5 separate regions of the Homo sapiens genome follow, and all the other regions are linked to region 1. Evidence: chromatin contacts called from ENCODE Hi-C or POLR2A ChIA-PET data. All regions are on one chromosome and are shown on one strand. The core of a region is the stretch at or near the end of the contact, and the rest is flanking DNA. Distances in the headings are between cores, read along the strand shown. Region 1 holds the start of SUB1 (SUB1 regulator of transcription). Region 2 has its middle 16 kb from the start of GOLPH3. Region 3 overlaps PDZD2 (PDZ domain containing 2). Region 4 overlaps MTMR12 (myotubularin related protein 12). Region 5 overlaps MTMR12 (myotubularin related protein 12).

What was found. Hi-C counts contacts between places; a loop is a spot of excess contacts on that map. ChIA-PET counts read pairs that join two places held with the same protein, here RNA polymerase II (POLR2A). Pooled maps may share reads with other maps.
Region 2: POLR2A ChIA-PET joins it to region 1 with 17 read pairs in AG04450. The contact joins the enhancer-like site here to the promoter of SUB1 in region 1. POLR2A ChIA-PET finds 5 or more read pairs at or near these places in 2 of 52 experiments (AG04450 and SK-N-SH).
Region 3: a loop to region 1 is called in a map of endothelial cell of umbilical vein, with 4 times the contacts of the local background. The contact joins the enhancer-like site here to the promoter of SUB1 in region 1. A Hi-C loop is called at or near these places in 3 of 168 maps with a recorded cell type or tissue (cardiac septum, endothelial cell of umbilical vein and heart right ventricle) and 5 of 50 pooled maps. POLR2A ChIA-PET finds 5 or more read pairs at or near these places in 2 of 52 experiments (PC-9 and activated T-cell).
Region 4: a pooled map shows a loop between it and region 1 (2.0-fold over the local background). The contact joins the enhancer-like site here to the promoter of SUB1 in region 1. A Hi-C loop is called at or near these places in 1 of 168 maps with a recorded cell type or tissue (endothelial cell of umbilical vein) and 4 of 50 pooled maps. POLR2A ChIA-PET finds 5 or more read pairs at or near these places in 3 of 52 experiments (H1, K562 and activated CD4-positive, alpha-beta T cell).
Region 5: a pooled map shows a loop between it and region 1 (8-fold over the local background). The contact joins the enhancer-like site here to the promoter of SUB1 in region 1. A Hi-C loop is called at or near these places in 1 of 168 maps with a recorded cell type or tissue (endothelial cell of umbilical vein), 9 of 37 single-sample maps with no recorded cell type and 10 of 50 pooled maps. POLR2A ChIA-PET finds 5 or more read pairs at or near these places in 6 of 52 experiments (H1, IMR-90, activated B cell and 3 more).

What each region holds. Positions count from the first base shown.
Region 1 is chr5:32,584,259-32,586,958 of GRCh38, reverse strand. SUB1 (SUB1 regulator of transcription) reads right to left here and starts at 1,402. Exons shown (of 5, transcript NM_006713.4): 1 at 1,334-1,402. RefSeq lists silencers at 819-1,088, 1,129-1,228.
Region 2 is chr5:32,188,930-32,191,629 of GRCh38, reverse strand. No RefSeq gene overlaps it. Among named protein-coding and RNA genes, the nearest start is that of GOLPH3, 16 kb to the right of the region's middle. Within about 2 kb of position 1,334, at least 2 of the 41 ENCODE cell types and tissues checked have a DNase peak (open chromatin) inside an H3K27ac peak, as active enhancers do.
Region 3 is chr5:32,097,232-32,099,931 of GRCh38, reverse strand. It overlaps PDZD2 (PDZ domain containing 2), which reads right to left. Exons shown (of 25, transcript NM_178140.4): 22 at 2,552-2,653; 23 at 1,298-1,568. It overlaps LOC105374711 (a long non-coding RNA gene), which reads left to right. Exons shown (of 4, transcript XR_007058716.1): 3 at 1-1,621; 4 at 2,087-2,700. Among named protein-coding and RNA genes, the nearest start is that of GOLPH3, 76 kb to the left of the region's middle. RefSeq lists an enhancer at 1,029-2,228. Within about 2 kb of position 1,436, at least 7 of the 41 ENCODE cell types and tissues checked have a DNase peak (open chromatin) inside an H3K27ac peak, as active enhancers do; they include endothelial cell of umbilical vein, where a contact is called at or near this core.
Region 4 is chr5:32,259,608-32,262,307 of GRCh38, reverse strand. The region is part of intron 7 of MTMR12 (myotubularin related protein 12); the gene reads left to right. Among named protein-coding and RNA genes, the nearest start is that of MTMR12, 52 kb to the left of the region's middle. RefSeq lists an enhancer at 889-988. Within about 2 kb of position 1,332, at least 6 of the 41 ENCODE cell types and tissues checked have a DNase peak (open chromatin) inside an H3K27ac peak, as active enhancers do.
Region 5 is chr5:32,279,342-32,282,041 of GRCh38, reverse strand. The region is part of intron 1 of MTMR12 (myotubularin related protein 12); the gene reads left to right. Among named protein-coding and RNA genes, the nearest start is that of MTMR12, 32 kb to the left of the region's middle. RefSeq lists enhancers at 1,197-1,306, 1,327-1,376. Within about 2 kb of position 1,326, at least 5 of the 41 ENCODE cell types and tissues checked have a DNase peak (open chromatin) inside an H3K27ac peak, as active enhancers do.

The DNA.
Region 1 (2,700 bases), core at 153-2,652:
TTAGCACTGACATTGCATATGTTCCAAAATAGGAGGTCAAGGAAAAAGAAGTGGGCCACCCCAATCCTAGCCATTAAATTCAAAAAGCTCAATCTGATTTTAACTGGTAATGTCTTCAAGGGTAAATTCAGAAGGGAAAAGCAATGTTCATGACCACGTTTTATCCGTTTTTCCTGTTTCTGCTCCATTTTGCAACCTCATCTCTAAAATCAATTTAGTTAAGTTTTTTATGCTAATTAATACGACAAAAAGATATTTTTTAAAAAGGTAATTAAATTGAACATAATTTTTCACTTTGAAACTGTCGATCATAACTACCGTCTGTTATCAAAAACTGCCTGGGGGCCTAAGAATTTTTCAAAGAACCACCTGGTACTCAACCCAAAGAAGTCCACTGGAGAAGAAAGGTAACGGTAACTAAAACCAGCCTCTAAACTTTTAACAAATATATATTTACCTTAATGAGCCTGTTCCAATGTGGGGGTGGGGGGAGAAGCAGCTTGTAATTCAAGTAACTGATACTGAAACCACTATTGTAGAATTTATACAAAACGCAACTTTAAAAAGAGAAACGAAATCTTCAGCCTTTGCTGATTGAGGGAAAGATCAGAAAAAAACGAGGTGAAAATGAACCAGGACTGAAGGGCACACGACTTCGGTATAACAGGAAGGTGACAAGCACAAGACCAGGGAAGGGGTCGCGCGGCCCCAGCAAGCCGCTAGAACCCCGTGGCTAGCAGCCGCTCGGGCGAGGGGAGACAGGTTGGTCGGAGGGGGCGTGGGAGGCGGCGAAGTGCGGAGAAGACGGCGTGGGAAGGGGCGGGATTTGCACCAAGCGCCATTTTCTTCTCTCGAAGCGTTCCCTCCCCCTGCACATCAGCCGTTCTTCCCCCGGCCCCCTCCCGCCCGCATCCGCTCTCCCAGTCTCCAGAGCGCCCCGCTCAGGGCGAGGGGCGGGGGAAGAGTAGGTAACCGCACGCGCCCCACCTAGGCAGGCCGCCGCCGCATTGTCCCGGGGACGCCGCGACTCTCTCCCCGCGACTCCTCACTCCCCGGCCGCCCTCAATCTACCGCCCCGGGCCGCAGCGCCCGCCGCCTCGACTCGGCTCCCCGGGGACAGGAGTCTACCGCGGAAGGGCCCACAGCGCGTCAGGCGTGGAGTCAGAAACGGAGAAGGGGGCCGGGGACGCCGAGGGGAAGGGGGAGGTAAGGCAGAGCCGCCATTTCCCGCGGCCATTGCCGGCGAGAGGAGTGGAGGGCCGAAGGCAGCTCACGGCCCGGCTGGGAGGGTGGGGGCCCCGAGGAGTAGGGGTAGGGGGTCCCGCGCACTCACGCTTCGCTCGGCTCTAGCAGTCGAACACCCTCTTGGTCGTTCGCTCGCGACTGACAGAGAACCGGAAGTGACGGCAGCCAGGAGACGCCGGCCCCGCCGCGCTGGGGCTGCGGTCACGTGATGGGGCGTGGCCTCCCCACAGAAACCAACACTTAGACCCTTTCCAGGGCCTTAAAGGGACCGCGTCTCTTCCTAAATGGGTGACGCGAAAGTCAGATGTTGGAAGATTACATCTGACCCTTGAGAGAATGAAAGAGCTAATATCCTTCCTGTAGGAGATAGCTTAAAAAAAAATTAAAAAAAAGGAAAACGCCAATAAAACATGAGTGACAAGCGCCAAGCTTTGCGTTTGTTCAATAAATGTTTACTCTAATGAAGCGAAGGGGTCATAATGAAAAAGATCAATACTCTGGCCCATTTTCCCAGAAATGGTCTTCCTACCCCACTTCACCCACCTCAATACATGCCTCTGCCTCCTAAAATCCAAAGGAAGGAAGCTAAAGTCACAGCGTTTAATTCCAGAAAGTGCAAGAAATCTTTGGAGTACTCCTTATTCCTGTATTGAAGTCCTGGAGATGTAAGGGAGTTCACAGAAGGCAAGAGGAATCCATATACAAGCAGGAATATAGCTAAAAGATTATTTGAATATGTATTTGAATGAATACTTCCTACAGCTAAGAATCAATATAAAGGCATATCTATTAACAAAGATTTATCAAGCACCCACTACGTGTCAGACGCTGCAGGAGGCAATTTACATTACTCATCCTAACAAGCATGTTCCAAAGCAGAAATGACTGTTCTCTCCATTTTATAGACGAGGAAACCAAAGTTAACGCCCTATGGAGAGGATATTTCCTGTTACAGCTGAAGCGTGAATTGTCCTTATGTTCTCTCCCTCCAGACCCTATTTTCCTGCCTCAGGTAGAGGAATGGTATGGGATTTTACAAAGTAGAGGATGGAATCCTGTCGAAGCTCAGAATTGCACATCGGAGATGCCACAGAGGCTAAGGAAGGGCAGTGGGTTGCAGAAAGGGAGGAGTGTTTGGATCTACATATGGAGCAGTTAGACCTGTGGTTCCCACCCATCCCACCCTTATAGGAGAAGAGAGTTATATATTCCCTGCAAACATTAAAGCTGGGAGCGGAATGTGTAATGGGGTTGAGACGCAAAGAACACAGCGGATGGAATCAAAGTCTGAACACTAAACGTGAAAGCATCCCCCACACGTCCCTTTCTAGAATTACCTGACTTTTAAAGGATTAAATGCTGACAAAAATACAAACTAATCCCTTAGTTTGTTGTGAAACTCTCCATCATAATGAAATAAAAGAAGCCATGAAAATAAACACTGACATCAGGCGC
Region 2 (2,700 bases), core at 85-2,584, 400 kb after region 1:
TACGAAGAATAATATTTTGTGATAGTTATAGGGTAAATCAAAGTGCTCTCAGGTTTGAACTTTGCATAATTCTAGAAAGGAAAAGAGATGGCATCTATTTGTCCACTCATTGAATCTGGGGGTAACTTGGGCTTACTTTGACCAATAGAATGTGGCACAAGTAATACTGTATCACTTCTGAACCCTGCATCTTCTCTTCCTCTTGGAAGCCAGATGCCATTTGAAAAAGACTGGGTCATCCTGCTGAAGACATGTGGCATAGATTATAGCCAACACCAATTCCCATACCTGTGAGTGAGGCCACATCAAACCAACTAGCTCAAGTCAAGCTGCAGTTTGACTACAGTCATATGAGTGACCCCATGAGAGACCATAGGAATAAGCGCAGCCAAATTGCTGAACCACAGCCTAAGAAGCAAATAAAATAGTTGCTGTTTTATTTGAGGGGATGGTTTGTTATACTGCAATAAATAATTATAAAACTGTTTTGGGGAGGAGCTATGAATAGAGAAAAAGATAATGTAAAATAATGAAGGCCGGGCGTGGTGGCTTACGCCTATAATCCCAGCACTTTGAGAGGCCAGGGTGGGCAGGTCATTTGAGGTCAGGAGTTCAAGACAGGCCTGGCCAACATGGTGAAACCTGGTCTCTACTAAAAATTCAAAAGTTAGCCAGGCGTGGTGGCACGTGCCTATAATCCCAGCTGCTCAGGAGGCTGAGGCAGGAGAATCGCTTGAACCTGGGAGGCAGAGGTTGCAGTGAGCCGAGATCACACCACTGCACTCCAGCCTGGGTGACAGGGCGAGACTCTGTCTCAAAAAAAAAAACGTAAAATAAATAATGAAAGATAGGTTTGCTTTTGTTCATTAATATGTTTAATCACATACTCTCCATCTCCATACAGAAAGGATTAAAGGCTGCTCTAGTGGGTAGACCCTAGGGTGACCCCTGTTAATGATACCTGCCTTCTGGCGTTCACTCTTCTTGAGTATGGGATGACAGGTTTCTAACCCACAGAATACAGCAACAGTGATGAGATGTCATTCCTGTGATTTTATTGCGTTATCTGAAACTCCATTGTGCCAGCAGATTCACACTAGGGATTCTCCTTGCCGGCTTGAGTCGGCGGCCATGTTGAAGAAGCCCACATGGCAAAACACTATGGGAAGCCTCTAGAAGCTGAGTGCAGCCTCCAGCCAATAGTCAACAAGAAACACAACCCCTCTACAAGGAAATGAATTCTGCCAATCCAAAGCAAGCTCTGAAGCCAGCTCTCTCCCAGTGGAGCCTTCAAATGAGATGCAACTCAGCTGACATCTGGTATGCAGCTCCTGACTTGCACGGCTGAGGGTCCAGCTACGCTGTGCCTGGACTCCTGGCCCACAGACATGGCGAGATTAGAAACATATGCTATTTGTTACATAACACAGGAAACTAATGTAGCTGCTCGGGATGCTTCAGCATTCAATCCTTTTAAAGGAAAGCAACCTTTATTCGTAGAAGAAAAATGTTTGCTTTGTGAAAAGACAAAGGCATTCTTTTTTTTTTTCTTTTTTTTCTTTTTTTTGAGACAGAGTCTTGCTCTGTCACCCAGGCTGGAACGCGATGGCCCGATCTCGACTCACCACAAGCTCCGCCTCCCGGGTTCACGGCATTCTCCTGCCTCAGCCTCCCAAGTAGCTGGGACTACAGGCGCCCGCCACCACGCCCGGCTAATTTTTAGTATTTTTAGTAGACACGGCGTTTCACCATGTTAGCCAGGATGATCTCCATCTCCTGACCTCGTGATCCGCCCGCCTCGGCCTCGCAAAGTGCTGGGATTACAGGCGTGAGGCACCGCACGGAAGACAAAGGCATTCTACAGCTTTAGAAGGTCATTTCTTTGTTATCACACTCTGATTTATTTAAAATCCAGGACAAGAGAGCATTGATTTTCGAAGCTGACTCAAGGAACTGAGGATAATTTACTTAGGGAACGTGAGGCAGAAAACGAATTAAATGTATATACAGGGCGTGGTGGCTCACGCCTGTAATCCCAGCACTTTGGGAGGCCGAGGCGGGTGGATCACCTGAGGTCAGGAGTTTGAAACCAGCCTGGCTAACATGGTGAAACCCTGTCTCTACTAAAAATACAAAAAATTAGCCAGGTGTGGCGTTGCACGCCTATAATCCTAGCTACTCAGGAGGCTGAGGTGGGAGAATTGCTTGAACCTGGGAGGCGGAGGTTGCAATGAGCCAAGATAACGCCACTACACTCCAGCCTGGGCAACAGAGCGAGACTTCGTTTCAAATAAAATAAAATAAATAAATAAAATGAAATAAAAGTGTATACATAAGCTAGGAGATTTTTCCAGATAACAATGAATAAGCAATTCCATTTCCATTTCCACTGAGCCGAGAAAAAGGGGTTGTCAAGTACAACAGAAGGTAGAGGATCATACATAAACCTGAATTAAACTTCCAGAAGATAGCTTTGGCTAAAACTTCTGGATCACAGGAGAGACCCTTACTAATAAGTTGGGAGATCCCTGATCTTTCTTTGGGTCAATTGCACTCCATATTCTGTGTTATAGAAACTAATAATTAAGGATGTAGCTTAGAAGTTTATAAGACTTCTTTTTGTTTTTTGGAGATGGAGTCTTGCTCTGTGGCCCAGGCTGGAGTGCAATGGCACCGTCTCAGCTCACTGCAACCTCTGCC
Region 3 (2,700 bases), core at 187-2,686, 490 kb after region 1:
ATGGTAAGGAATATAACTGCATAGGACCGGGTAGACCTGGGTTAGGGAGACTGAAGAACAGGAAACTGAGCGAGGTTAAGCCCTCCAGGCGCTCAGCGTTTGATTGATTGCTCTGCAGGGTCTGCTTCAAGACCAGAGGCCCTGAAGTTGCTGCAGGAATACTGAGTGATTGATTATAAATGACAGAAGGACCATCCAGATCTGAGTTCACGAGGCTTAAAAACTGGCAGCTGTGAGGATGAAGTGGTTTCCTTTGACAGTTTACAAGGATCCCACTGAAAGTCCACCAAGTGGTCGAGACAGTTTTGGGGCAAAGGCAAGCATGACAAGATCTGATGACCAAGGTGTTTCCCTGTATTGAGGAGGGCCTCAGCCCTCTGGAAGAGGGAAAGTGAAATGACACAGAAGGAAGACTGGGGACCATGGAGGCATCTGGACAAGAAGTGTTTCTCATTTGTTAAATGGAATCGGAGCCATTTTCAGCAAGGACTACAAACAGCTCAGGCCACAAGGAAGCCAAGTTGTAGAAAGGAATCCAGCTACCCTTATCAGGGAGAGATGTGGAGAAGGAACAAAAGGCCCCTCCCAGAAGGCACTGCCTAACCCATACCCTCTGCTTTGCCCTCTCGAATAAAAAAAGACGTCACCCCTGAATGCCAAGATGCACGGCACTCCAGACATCTGCAGTACTTAACAGGGCATTAAACAGCTCGCACTGCAGAAACAGACGCTGCACGTGGTTCTGAGGCTCTGAATATGGACGGAACGTAGAAAATCTGTTTCTAAACCTCTTCCAGTGAGTTCTTCTTGGTTGACTAAGGCTGCAATTTCTGTTTTCAGACACAAAATACTCTTGCCCCCTCATTTCCTTCTTTTCTTCTAAACCAGGAAAGAATACAACCTTGCTGTTTCCCAAGGATAAATCTTAGTTCTGGAATTTCTCCTTCAACACTGCTCGCCCCGTCACGTAGTTTCCTGTTTTCCTTACCAGTCCTAACAAGAGGCTGTGAATGTAAGAGATTCCTTCTTAGGACACTTAGGGAAACTGTTCTGCAGTCATTTTAAATCTTCCACAGTACAGCTTGAACTACTGGGGGGATTTTTCTAATTTTCTAATTTTTTTCTAATTTATTTGTAACACTGCTTTTGTAAGCAGCATCCAAACACACTAGACTTCGCTACATTTAATTTTTCAGATCTAGAAGTTAGTTAGCTGTTATTTTCCTTCATGTTCAACCAGAATCTCCTCTTTCTGCAGTAGCTCACAGCCTGCTGGTTGTTGAAATGATCATCTTACCAATGCCAGGCTCCAGGGGGATGGTCTTTCTGGACAGCAAACCCTTCCCATTGGCTGTGGGAGGCTCCTGCCGGGCAGAGGGCCTGGGCTGATCCATCCCTTTCTTGATGACCACGAGGGCATCTTTGTGCAGCTGTGCCTGGTGCAGAACCTTCAGGACATTCCCGTGGGCTAAGCCAGCCAGTGAGGCGCCGTTGACTGACAGAAGGAAATCCCCTCGGTTCATAGTCCCTTCCTGAGAAGCCGCCCCCTGAGAAAACACCCTGTGGACCTGGGATGAGGAAAGGAAAAGGGAACAAAAACCAGATCCACTTACGATTTCCGGTAAAAGGGAGATAGTAACTAACTGCGTATCTGTAGTAAAGGAACCTTCCTTTTTTATTTTTATTTTTTGAGAGGGAGTCTCGCTGTGTCACCCAGGCTGGAGTACAGTGGTGCAATCTCAGCCTCCCGGGTTCAAGCGATTCTCCTGCCTCAGCCTCCTGAGTAGCTGGGATTATAGGCACACACCACTATGCCAAGTTAATTTTTGTATTGTTAGGAGAGACGGACAGGGTTTCACCATGTTGGCCATGCTGGTCTCAAACTCCTGACCTCAGGTGATCCACCCGCCTCGACCTCCCAAAGTGCTGGGATTACAGGCGTGAGCCACCGTGCCGGGTCTTGTAGTAAAGGAACTTTCTAAGGTAGACACTTGCTTTATAAAAAAAAACATACATTCAGTGCGGGGGATGGAACACAAATGTCAATGCCAGTGTCTCCACACATTTTTTTTTAACTCCTTTTTAGTGTCTGACATGGGCCTGGCATCCAGGAGGCAATGGGAATACGAAGATGAATGAGGCCTGGGCTCGTGCAGTGAAGGTGACCCTCTGGATGGTCCTGAAGGCTTTTGAATGATGTAAAATTTTGAGTGACTTTTTGAGACGGGAGTAATTGTATAAACACAAGTTTGGCCAGTTGATTCTAATGTTTTCTACTGCTTAAAATATGGAGGTAAATTATAAGGCTATAGCGAATTGTGTTTATAGGGATTGGAAATGGCCTATACATGTCAGCTCTGTGTTAAAAATGCTTGTCTTTTGTCAACGAAAACCTTACGTACTACTTCTCCCACTTCTCCCTTTTTATGTTGGTAGCTGGGAATGAAATCCAGCAATCTCTGAACCCGCTGATTGGAATTTGTGCCCTGATCACATTCTGAGGCTGCTTGAGGGGGGATTTTCCTGAGAGCCTAATGACTCTGTCACTTACCGTGATTGATTTTGGCTCCACATCTGTCCCTCCTGCCACACTGAATCCCAGACCTGAGCCTTCTTTTCTATTCAAGACTATGAAGCAAACATCTTCTTCATTCTAGTGAAAACAAACAAAAATTATCCTTTGAGCTACAGCTGCAAAAA
Region 4 (2,700 bases), core at 83-2,582, 320 kb after region 1:
TGATATGAACATTCAATTATAAATTTTTGTGTAGATGTATGTTTTTATTTTTCTTGGGTATATTACCTAGAAGTGGACTGCCAGATCCTGTGGAAATTTGTGTTTACCCTTTTGAGGCACTCACAGACTTTTTCACAGAGACTGTTCCATTTTATATTCCTACCAACAGTGTATGAGAGTTTCTTCCTCCACATCAATACTAGCTTTTTATTATGTACTTATTTATTATTCATTTTAAGATGGGGTCTCTCTCTGTCCCCCAGGCTGGAGTGCAGTGGCGTGATCTCGGTCCACTGTAAGCTCCGCCTCCTGGGTTCACGCCATTCTCCTGCCTCAGCCTCCTGAGTAGCTTGGACTACAGGCACCTGCCGCCACGCCTGGCTAATTTTTTGTGTTTTTAGTAGAGACAGGGTTTCACCCTGTTAGCCAGGATGGTCTTGATCTCCTGACCTTGTGATCTGCCCGCCTCGGCCTCCCAAAGTGCTGGGATTACAGGTGTGAGCCATTGCGCCCGGCCTTTTTCTTCCCTTTTATTGAGCACTTCTTTTATTCATTCACCAAAAATTTTTGACTGCCTTCCATTTGCTTGGCAGTGTCCTAGCTATTAGAGATGGCAGCAGTCAACAGGGCACCTGAAAACCTCTGCCCTCTTGGAGCTATCATTCTGGAGGGAGGAAGATGATGGTAGAATAAAGAAGTAAATTATAGCATGTTAATAGATAAGTGCTATGGAGAAAATCAGATCCAGCACATGGTTAGGGAGTGCTGGAGGTGATGGTGGGAGGGTTGGTCAGGAAGGTTTTACATGGTGGAAGTAAGGTTTTGCATGGTGGCTTGTAAGCATAGTCGTAAAGGAAGTGAAAGCTTGAGTCAGAGGACACCCGAGGGAGGAGCATTCCAGGTGGAGGGAGGAGTAAGAGCAAAGGCCTGGGGGAGGAACAGCAAGGTGCCCAGGGATGGGGGAGGAGCAAGCTAGGGAGAGGAGTGGGAGATGATGGGCCCAGAGACTTTGATGGGAGGACAGTGAGAGGGAGGCTGAGTAGAAGCAGACATGATCTGACCTACATGTTTTTTTGAGACTGAGTCTCACTCTGTCACCCAGGCTGAAGTGCAGTGGTGCTATCTCGGCTCACCGCAACCTCTGCCTCCTGGGTTCAAGTGATTCTCCTGCCTCAGCCTCTTGAGTAGCTGGGATTACAGGCGCCTGCCACCACGCCCCACTAATTTTTGTATTTTTAGTAGAGATGGGGTTTCACAATGTTGGCCAGGCTGGTCTTGAACTCCTGACCTCAAGTGATCTGCCTGCCTCAGCCTCCCAAAGTGCTGGGATTACACGCGTGAGCCACTGCGCCTGGCTGACCTACATTTTTAAAGCATGACTGTATAATCTGTTTTCAGAAACTTGAATGTTATCATTTTGGAACATACTCCCTAACACCCTGCTAACAGATTCATACAACTTTGTATTTTTGTAGAGCTCTTTGTATCATGGTTCTGATAGGCCTCTTCAGTAATCAGTTTTGATTCTGATCACTCTCAGTATTTATCAGGTTGCTGCCACTGGTCCCCCTCCCCCCCGCCCTGCAGTGCCTTCACAGTGTGAGCTGTGGTGGCAGTGGGGAAGGGCCTGCCAGGGTCCTGACCCCCACCAAGAACCTCATTGTCAGCCACACCCTGTTCTTTTCTCTTTCCTGGTTTTAAAGCTTGAAAGGATAAAGCTAGCTCTTGCTCAGAAAGAAGTTAGAAACCCCTGCTCCTAGGAGATGATAGTTTGTAATAAGATGTTGATACTAACATAAGTTCCCAGAATTGTTTTTAAAAAAAATCCTGCCACATACTAATCAGTTGGCATTTGCATAGGTGTTAGCATGTCAGAAATATACAGGAAAAGCTGTGGTTTGTTTCACTCCAGACCACTGTAGTCGCTGCTCCGTGGTCTCCCCCATCCACTGGTGCCCCAGCATCCATTCTCCATGTCGCATGCCAAGCAGGCTACTCCACATGCATCTCATGGCACTTGTCCCTGGCTTCAGTGGCTTCCCGCTGTTCTTGGTATAGAACAGAGCCCTCAACAAGCACTCTCAAGGCCCTTCATGGTTTGACTGCAGCTTTGTGTCCCACCCCTCTGGCCATACTGACCTCCCTGCCACAGGTCTTACCCACAGGCTCCTGTCTGGAAGTCCTTTTTGCTTCTAGCTGCACAAGTATAATTAACTCCACTTCATCAGTCGGATCTTACCCCAGGTACCGCTTTTTTTTTTTTTTTTTTTGGGAGACTGAGTCTCACTCTGTCACCCAGGCTGGAGTGCAGTGGTGTGATCTCGGCTCACTGCAACCTCCGCCTCCCAGGTTCAAGCGATTCTCCTGCCTCAGCCTCCCAAGTATCTGGGATTACAGGCATGCGCCACCACGCCCAGCTAATTTTTGTATTTTTGGTAGAGACGGGGTTTCACCATGTTGGCCAGGCTGGTCTTGAACTCCTGACCTCAAGTGATCCGCCTGCCTCAGCCTCCCAAAGTGCTGGGATTACAGGCTTGAGCCACTATGCCCAGCCCCAGGTACCACTTAAGTTGCAAGCTTTCCCAAGGCTAAGTCAGGTGTCCTTGTGAGTTTTCATTGCACTGTCTGCCCCTCTTCACAGCGCTTCCTGCAATGGCAAGTTTGTTGTTATTTTGTATCATCATTTGGTTAATGTGAGTT
Region 5 (2,700 bases), core at 77-2,576, 300 kb after region 1:
TATAGGTTTCTATTCTCAATTTGTTACCACCTTTTAGCAACTTGATCTACTGTCAACAAAATTAGTAGCTGAGAAAGCTTTTTTGTGTGTGCATGCCCAAGCAGGTCCTTCCTCTCGGATGTGGTCTCTTTTTTTTTTTTTTGAGACGGAGTCTCGCACTGTCTCCCAGGCTGGAGTGCAATGGTATGATCTCAGCTCACTGCAGCCTCCACCTCCCAGGTTCAAGTGACTCTCCTGCCTCAGCCTCCTGAGTAGCTGGGATTATAGGCATGCATCACCATGCCTGGCTAATTTTTATATTTTCAGTAGAGACGGGGTTTCAGCACGTTGGTCAGGCTGGTCTCGAACTCCTGACTTTGTGATCCACCCGCCCCAGCCTCCCAGAGTGCTGGGATTACAGGCATGAGCCACCACGCCCGGCCCAGATGTGGTTTCTTAAGAAAGCCATTGGTCTACTTTTTTGGTCTTGCAGAGGGTTCAAAGTGCTTTCTATTGCAAAAGATAAGATGCATAATGACCAGACATAAATCATGGTGTGCTGCTAGAAGATAAATCCTATTAATAGAAAAATGCTATTTCCTTTACCCTGGCTTCAGATATTCCTAATGTAGTTAAAGTCTTACAGATTTAGGGCCAACTTCAGTGTTGCTAATTTCAGGAATTCCTGATCCACAGAAAAAAGAATTGTGAGCCTGAGTAGAGTCAATTTAGTTTAATATGGGAAACAAGATTGGGAGAAAAGTAGAAGTTACTAGTCTCATGTAACAGTTTTTTTTGTTTTTTTTTTTTTTTTAATGATAGAGTCTCCTTCTGTTGCCCAGGCTGGAGTGCAGTGGCACGATCTCAGCTCACTGCAACCTCCACCTCCCGGGTTCAAGCTATTTTCGTGCCTCAGCCTCCCGAGTAGCTGGGATTACAGGCACATGCTGCCGCATCCTGCCAATTTTTGTATTTTCAGTAGAGACGTGGTTTTACCATGTTGGCCAGGCTGTTCTCAAACTCCTGGCCTCAAGTGATCCACCCACCTCAGCCTCCCAAAGTGCTGTGATTACTGGTGTGAGCCACCACACCCTGCCGAGAGATTCTTGAATAATTCCCCTACTCTTTGTTTACTCATGAAAGGAAATCAAGCAGAAGCACAGATCCTGCTACCCCCAACAACTATAACAAATTACATGACCAAGTACCTGTGTCACCGAAGTTATGTATGTATCTCTTAAAGCTCTCATACTAGGTAGTATTGTTTCCATTTTAGTATATCGGAGGAAACTGAAACTGACACTCAGTCAGTTTAAATGACAAGACCAAAGTCACATCTGTGGATGCCAGAGCCATATTTGGACTGTGGCCCCAGGTCGGTATTCTTTCTGTTTTTAGTACATGCACAGAGAAAATATTGGAGAAACATAGAGAAAGACAAAAACTTAAATTATTAGTACTATGCTGTATAAAAAATACAACTTTCTACTTAAAAAAATTTTGTTTTAAGATATACATGGATACCTACCTAATATGTAGATGCAAATTCATTTTTCTCCCTCAGATTTTCTACTTAGCTGGAAAAAAATGAGTATTAAGTGTTCATTCTAGAAAAGTAGGGCAGCTTTTAGGAAATGAAATGTCTGTGTTATGTCCTTTTAGCACTGTGTCAAATGCAATGGAAAGAAATTGTTTTGGAACCTTTAGAGATGTTGCTTCTTAGAGTTTGTCCCTCTGGCTGGATAAAATTAATCTGAGAACAACAATTTCAGTTTTTGATTTAAAGCTGATAGGAGCATTTATAAGCATTTTGACCTATGAGAGCTTCATTGTACCCCCACACACCCTAGTTCTTTTCAAGATCTTTCTGGCAGGGCCCTACCCTTTTTCTACCTCTCCTAAGGTGCCCCAGGATCATCACACATTTGAGATGATGTGCACTCTGAATGTGAACTTGGTAAGAGTCCAAAGAATTGACTTTTCAAGAACCAGTGAAGTAAATACCACCAGGCTGCCTCTCAGCAAGTCCTCAAGAGTGGTAGTTGACTTTAACATCCATGTGCTTTTGTCCTGTATGTCCCCAGCCCCTAGACTGCGGACTGGTACTAGTCTGTGCCAGCACTGCAGGAGTTGAATGTAGGAGTAGGGGGCAGCAAGGATTACCTCCTGAGTTCCACCTCCTGTGGGATCAGTGGCGGCATTAGATTCTTATAGGAGCATGAACCCTATTGTGAACTGCACATGCAAGAGATCCAGGTTGCACGCTCCCTATGAGAATCTAAGTAATGTCTAATGACCTGAGGTAGAACAGTTTCATCCCAAAATCATCCCCTGCCCCCCTGCCAGGTCCGTGGAAAAATTGTCTTCCGTGAAACCAACACCTAGCTCCAAAAGTTTGGGGAATGCTGCTGTGTGTGGCAGATCCTTGAATGTGAAGTAGTTCTCCTAACGGAATTTTTCTTATTTGTTCTGATCAGTTTTGTGGTAAGAGTTTCCTTTACAAGCAATGGATGCTACATTGATTTTCTCTTTTGCAATGGGAAACTGGAGACCATGTTTGTTAGAATTGGTACATAGCAGCGAAGAATGTAGGCTCTGAGTTCAATGGAGCTTGCAGATCCTTGGTTAGTAACTTTTTTTTTTGAGACACGGTTTTGCTCTGTTTCTCAGGCTGGAATGCAGTGGTGCAGTCATGGCTCACTGCAGCCTTGACCTCCTGGC